Linked DNA regions of Homo sapiens: region 1 is linked to region 2. A link is a contact called in ENCODE Hi-C or POLR2A ChIA-PET data. All regions are on one chromosome and are shown on one strand. Each heading gives the region's core, a stretch centred on a gene start or an enhancer-like site at or near the end of the contact. The rest is flanking DNA. Distances are from core to core; before and after follow the strand shown.

Region 1 (3,465 bases), core at 191-2,690, 170 kb after region 2:
CCAAAGTGCTGGGATTACAAGCGTGAGCCACCGCACCCAGCCTTGTCCTGCCAGTTTTTCAGTAGTTAATACAGATTAGTTCAAAAACATTTCCTGCAGATCTCTAAAAGACCATAAATACCTCTTCTCATGCCAGTGAGGTGTTTTGCAGGACTGCTGAGAACCAGCAGTTCTCTTCAACGATGAAGGGGTGAATTGTTCATGTAGCACTTGAGTATTTTTGTTGTTAAAAATAATTTGTCAAATTACCGTTTCGACAAGATCATGTGGCATCTTTAGATAGATTTAGAATGTGTTGCTTTTTGAAAGCATTTCTGAATCTAGATGAAAAACTTCAGCCTTTTCCCCTAATTTATCTTTCGTTTCAATTGGAGAAAGGTCTTAAACTTGTGAAAATCCTGTCATTCTCACACATTTCATCTTCTTCCTCCTTCTAAAGAAAGTCATCCTGAGTCCTAGTCCTGCAGTGTGTTTACACAATTGTCTCCTGCTCCTAAGGATCAACTACAAAATGCAAAAATTTCCACAAATATTCCTACTTAGTATTTCGGGATGTCAAAAGTTCTGAGTTTCTTCAGAAATTTTTTCTGAAATAACTTTTCAACTCAGCTCATCAGAATGACTAACCAGAGAATACGTTCCTCTCTTTTGGGACCCTTCTGAGGTCAAATTTTCTCATGACTTATAACCCCAGTGAGTTGTTTTTTTCCCCACTTTTTCACCACTTCATCCCCGAGTAGCATTCTTTTGCTCTAATGCAGATTTCTCTGCACAAATCTGCTGATAATCTCTGCTTCTCTGTGGGCTCTGGCTGCTTTTTTTTTTTTTGGCTTATGATTTTACCACCTTCATTTTTTATTAGGTCATCAGAAGGCCCATTATCCTGAACCTTCCCACACATGTTAAGTGTTTATTTGGGAATTATGGCAATATCTTTCTGATGTTTAAATCACAGATTAGTAAAAGGAACTAAATTCCAGATGGCACTGCTGTAGCCCATGGGAATTTGTGAGAGTTAGAATTTACTAGCATTAAGGAAACACTCAAGAAAGCACTGATAGACTGTTAAATATAGTTATGAGAACTTTGGTCAAATCTAGTAATGATCTTTAGAAAAGAACATACTGATAAAGGCCTGCTTATTTCTTCCTTCTGTCCTATGCATACACAAACACCAAAATGCCTCTGAATGCAGAAATCTGCTGGCAGTTGCAGCTTGCAGGTGCTGAATTAAACGCTCCCTTCCCATCCCACTCAACAATCAGGCAGTAATGTTTTATGAAGTTTAAAGATGTGACCTCAGCCTAGAAAAACTGTGAAGACTGCTTAAGAGGAAGAAAGCATATTGGTATGCTTCTCTTTTTCTGGCCCAGAGTATGATTTGCTAATGCAGGCTGCTAAAGGGATGTGGTTATACAGAAAGTAGATTTAGGCTTGCATTCTTGTAATCGAAGCCACCAAACATGTAAAATATCGAAAACACATGAACTTAAAAGAACGAAGCCAAGCCACTCCTACTTTCGGAAGGTTGCCACCCTTGAGACATAGGTGAACTTTCAGTTTGATTTATGGCTTGATAGAATCCCAGTGACCACAGTAATCAGTTGGATTCTAGTTAAATTTATAGAAACATCTCTGGTATTATTTTTTAAGTCATCTTAATTTACTTTTCATTCTAGAGCCTTTTTCTCAGTGTGCTTCAGAGTTCAAAAAAAATTTTTACATTGGTTCTCTGCCTCCCTTCATTCCTACTTCCATCCCTCCTTCTCCCGTTCCCTCTCTCCCTCATTCATTCATGCACTCCACAATGAGTTAGCATCTACCCTGTCCCAGGCAAGGTTCTAGGCCCTGGCACTACAGAGATGATCAAGTCATAGTCCCTGTTCTTAGGGACTTACAGTTAGTGGGGGAGGAGACTTTTAAGCACACCACCTACCTTTCAAATCAATAAGGGCTGTATTAGAAACAGGGATGGTGCCGAGGAAACAACACAGTCAGAGAGCCCAGCTCTTCCTGAGGAGGAAGGTTGGGAGCTGGGTGGGAAGGTGGGTCATATCTGCCATTTCAGCTGGGTTTTTTTGTTTGTTTGTTTTTAAGATGGAGTCTCGCTCTGTCTTCCAGGCTGGAGTGCAATGGCGTGATCTTGGCTCACTGCAACCTCCACCTCCTGGGTTCAAGCGATTCTCCTACTTCAGCCTCCCGAGTAGCTGGGATTACAGGCGCGTGCCACCACACCCAGCTCATTTTTGTATTTTTAGTAGAGATGGGGTTTCGCCATTTTGGCCAGGCTGGTCTCAAACCCGTGACCTCAGGTGATCCGCCCTCCTCGGCCTCCCAGAGTGCTGGGATTATGGGTGTGAGCCACTGGGCCCAGCCTTTAGCTGGGTTCTGAGTGTGACTTTACTCCAGGAAGAAGATGAAGGGCACTCCAGATAAAGGCAGTTATGCAAAAGCACAGAGCTGTGAAAGGGCAGAAGTTCAGCGTGGCTGGGACAATGGCTGGAGGGGAAAGAGAAAGGGGTCAGGCTGCAAGTGCAAAGGTCAGCTTTTAGAAGGCAGACTCTGCTCCCTCTGCCTGGTACATGCTCATCCCAGATCTCTGCATGGCTCCTTCACACCACTCAGGCCTGGTTACCAACACCACCACCCCATAGTTCTTGCCCACATGCCCCACCCCCAAATTTATAATCCCTAGCTCTAGCCTACCTCTGTGCCCTCCAACACTTTCTCTTTCCTTCCTGGTACTTATCCCAACAGGAACCCACTATTAATTTATTTATCTGCCTGTTTATTGGGTGACATTTTTCTAACACACACTTTAGGACCCACAGATGCATAAAAAAAGAATGTCTACACTTTAAGTACTTTTGTTTTTAACATGGGAAGACTGTATTTAAATACATCTGAGTTGTCAGTCCATTAAAACAATAATAGGCCTTTACTGCTTTTTTTTCAAGTGAACACAGGAATTCCCGACTTTCTTTTACCACAAAAGTATACGAACCTAGCATTAGGCAGCAACATGGTGTTGATGAAAACACCTTTTTTGGTACAGCATGCAGAATGGTAAGGATGGGGCATGAATCTCTCTTGGCCTTGCCAAGTTATAAATTATAGAAAGGGAAATTCTGTGGCAGCAAGGGAACATCACCACAGATAGTATTTTTTTTTTTCCGGAATCTAAAAGGACCAGAAAGCATTTTGATAATCTTGTTAAAATACTTTAAAAAGGCATGGTATTAAATTGATGGACTCTAAATTACCTGAAAATTAATTATTCTTGGGTCAGGTGAAAAAGTATCCACTGAATGCTTATTCACTCTCCACAAATATTCCATCATGTCTCATTCAGGCATTTGTACTAGGTCTGAGTGAAATACAAAGATGAATCAGACCTCAGGTAGCTTATCATCATAAATAATGCTAAGGCCTGTCTGAAAGCCCCAAATACCACAAGACAGGCAA
Region 2 (3,532 bases), core at 785-3,284:
GTGGAATTACAGTATTTGGCCTTATGTGAATGGTTTGTTTCACTTGGCATAACATCTCTAAGCTTCATTCATGTTGTAGCATGTGTCAGGATTTCTTTCCTTTTTAAGCTTGAATTATATTCCATTGTATGTATTTATCATGTGCATTACCTTTGTAAAAACAAGCTTTTAGCATAAGACTATGACAAGCTCACTTAGATTTTGGGTTAACTCTACTACCTGCTGGCTTACACAGACCTCTAAAAAAAGAGGCTATTTCCCCAACAGGGCTCTGGTTAGATACCTCTGAGTATCTATAGTATGATTATGGAAGTATAATTTTATTTAAATTCCAAAAATTTAATCACCATCCCTACTGCAGCTGGGGAGATGGTGACCCAGCCACAAACCCATGTCAAGAGCTGGAGCTCCAGTTGCTCATGCCTGTCCTTGGTCCATCTTCATCAAACTCCCCTAGTTTGGAAGAGAGTCAGTTTGAGGACTTCATCGTACTAGTTGCACAGGAAATGAACCCTTGCTAGGTTCCCACTTGTTCTAGAAAATCCATCCAGGCTGAGTTTGTCCTGGTACCTTCATTTCTTTAAAAAATTTACATACTGGCTGGACATGGTGGCTCACGCCCTGTAATCCCAGCACTTTGGGAGTCCGATGCGGGCGGATCACCTGAGGCCAGGAGTTCAAGACCAGCCTAGCCAACATGGCAAAACCCAATCTCTACTAAAAATACAAAAATTAGCTGGGCATGGTGGCAGGCACCTGTAGTTCCAGCTACTCGGGAGGCTGAGGCACAAGAATTGCTTGAACCCGGGAGGCAGAGGTTGCAGTGACCTGAGATCATGCCACTGCACTCCAGCCTAGCCAACAGAGGGAGACTCCATCTCAAAAAAAAAAAAATTTACATTCTTATTAGGTGGAAGAGGGATCTGTTATAACCATAACCTGCTCCTCTCAGCTCTTTATTACATAGCAAATTACATCATAGGGCCCATACTTTGGGTTCATTCTCATCCTGGACAGTGAATGAGCAAGAGCAGGCGTGTATGTGTACACGTGTGTGTATACGTGTGTGTGTGTGTGTGTGTGTGTGTGTGTGTGTGTGTGTGTGTGTCTGACCTGGCCCAAGGCCCAGGAGTACAACCCAATAGCTCTCAGTCTGAATTCTACAGCAAACTTGCTTTCCAACCTCTAGGCTAGAGGCCAAATGTGTGGGCAAGTGCAAATTAGCTAAATTATTTCACTCTACTTGCAGGCAGTTGGGTTTCCCTAGTTGCAGCATAAGCATGCTTTTAGCATTTAATATTAGTGATAGGCTTTGCCAGTTGCTTTAATTTCTTATGCCCTCAATCAACTCAGGACTCTTGTCCCTGCCCACAATATAGCATAAAGACCAAGTGGCTTACACAGTGTCTCAGAGAATGCTAGTAGTTATTGAAGGATTCTAATTTGGCTTTAAATTGGGGATCATTTGATGTTGCAAATAAAATTGTCAACACACTTTCTACAAAGAAGCAATACACACATTAGGGCTGAATTAATTTTGGAATTTAAATAAAATTATACTTCCATATTTATACCACAAGCACCATCAAGAACCCTCTTATTTCAGTCTCCCACATCTTGTTAAGGGTCTCCTGGAGGTGGCTTGAGGCTTTTTTGGCACTGAGTTCCACAGATAAGTCTCACCCAAGAATAACACAGAGGGTTCTGAATGCAGTACAGAAGACTGGCTTTAGTTTGTGTTGCATAGCAACTCAATTTTGGAGAGAAGACTTCTCAGCAATCTCTCATTAGATCATGTGCTTTAATTTTTAATCAGTGATGCTCTGTACTCTGAAAGTATACTTCTGGCTAGAACAGAGTAGGTATTTATGAAACAAACATGTTAAAAATGTTCTATATGAAAACTAGAGAAAAACTGGAAAAAAATTAACTGGTTTTATTCAGCAGTGACCATTTCAATCTGTACTATTAAATTTTTCTCAATGGCCACTAGATGGCATTTCTCATATAGCATTAGAAAATGTATGACTAAAGTGTGTTACGTTGCTAAAGTTGTCAAAATAAACAATGACCCAACATAATTTCATAAGAACGAAGTTCAGCCATGGGAAATATTTTGTTATTTTCCATGGTGATTTGGTTTTATGTGTTTTTTAATTTGGGGAATGCAAACACACAAAACAACAAATCAGATACTTAGAAGCACACTGAGAGGCGAATATCTCACATTTTTCATCCAAAAAGAATAGAGTTCACTGGAATTTTAAAAGAAAAATAACAGAACTTATGTTTTATCTTATTTTTCTAACTAATTTTAGTGTGTGGGAAAACACTGGCAAAATATCATACTTACAGCATCTTGAAAACCAAAGAGTACCACCTGGACTTGGCTAATGCCATGGCTGTCGAAGTCCAGCTCCAGTTTCAGCTTTGACAGTGTGGTGGCTATGATTTTTCGGTCAGTGGATCTCACAAATTCTCTGAGGCTTGCAATGAGGGTTGTGATGTGTTCCCATTTTAGTTTCGGTTCTTCAGCCCCCTGTGAATAAAAATCAACAATCCTTACATCAACATATGCTGGATATACCTGCCATGGTAATCCTATCTCCATACCCCCTGCCCCCACATTTTTTTTTCTTTTGGTAGAGACAAGGTCTCACTATATTGCCCAGGCTGGTCTCGAACTCCTGGGCTCAAGCGAGCCTCCCATCACTACTTCCCAAAGTGCTGGGATTCCAGGCATGAGCCACCATACTTCCCACAGCCCTTTCTGAGAAGAACTGGACTTCCAAATGTCTCCAAAGGAAAGACCATATTTTGAACTATATGGCACCTCTTCAATCCTCCTACCAACACCAAGAAATAATCAGAGAGAAAAGGTACCTGCCCCACACGCTGGTCAGTAGCCATGATATAGTCAGATAACAAAGCTTTGCCCAAAAAGACTAAGGCCATAAGATTCTTTCAGAAATTTTAATTGGGAACTAAAAAGAGATTTGAGCAATAAGCCATAGGATCTCAACCTGAAAGTCTGCCCGGAAAGAGAAGCTATAAAATAGGGTCATGAATATGTCCAACCATAGCAGAAGCAATGGAATTGAGAAAGACAATAGGGAGTGTATTAGTTCGTTTTCACACTGCTGAAAACACATACCCGAGACTGGGCAATTTACAAAAGAAAGAGGTTTAATTGGACTTACAGTTCCACGTGGCTGGGGAAGCCTCACAATCACGGCAGAAGGCAAGGAGGAGCAAGTCACATCTTACTTGGATGGCAGCAGGCAAAAAGAGAGAGCTTGTGCAGGCAAACTCCCATTTTTTGAAAGCATCAAATCTTGTGAGACTCATTCATTATCACAAGAACAGCACAGGAAAGACCTGCCCCCATAATTCAATCACCTCCCACCAGGTTCCTCCCACGACACATGGGAATTGTGGGAGTTACAATTCAAGATGAGATTTGAGTGGGGACACAGCCAAACCATATCAGGGAGGGAGAGGAGAAGTGGACAAGAACAGAAATGCACACCAA

Evidence for each region. Hi-C counts contacts between places; a loop is a spot of excess contacts on that map. ChIA-PET counts read pairs that join two places held with the same protein, here RNA polymerase II (POLR2A). Pooled maps may share reads with other maps.
Region 1: a pooled map shows a loop between it and region 2 (2.6-fold over the local background). The contact joins two enhancer-like sites. A Hi-C loop is called at or near these places in 1 of 37 single-sample maps with no recorded cell type and 10 of 50 pooled maps. POLR2A ChIA-PET finds 5 or more read pairs at or near these places in 1 of 52 experiments (activated T-cell).

Annotation. Positions count from the first base shown.
Region 1 is chr6:136,750,336-136,753,800 of GRCh38, forward strand. All of the region lies in intron 1 of MAP3K5 (mitogen-activated protein kinase kinase kinase 5), which reads right to left. Among named protein-coding and RNA genes, the nearest start is that of MAP3K5-AS2, 32 kb to the right of the region's middle. RefSeq lists enhancers at 1,293-1,392, 2,585-2,634. Within about 2 kb of position 1,441, at least 11 of the 41 ENCODE cell types and tissues checked have a DNase peak (open chromatin) inside an H3K27ac peak, as active enhancers do.
Region 2 is chr6:136,581,202-136,584,733 of GRCh38, forward strand. It overlaps MAP3K5 (mitogen-activated protein kinase kinase kinase 5), which reads right to left. Exons shown (of 30, transcript NM_005923.4): 24 at 2,354-2,539. Among named protein-coding and RNA genes, the nearest start is that of MAP7-AS1, 30 kb to the left of the region's middle. Within about 2 kb of position 2,035, at least 2 of the 41 ENCODE cell types and tissues checked have a DNase peak (open chromatin) inside an H3K27ac peak, as active enhancers do.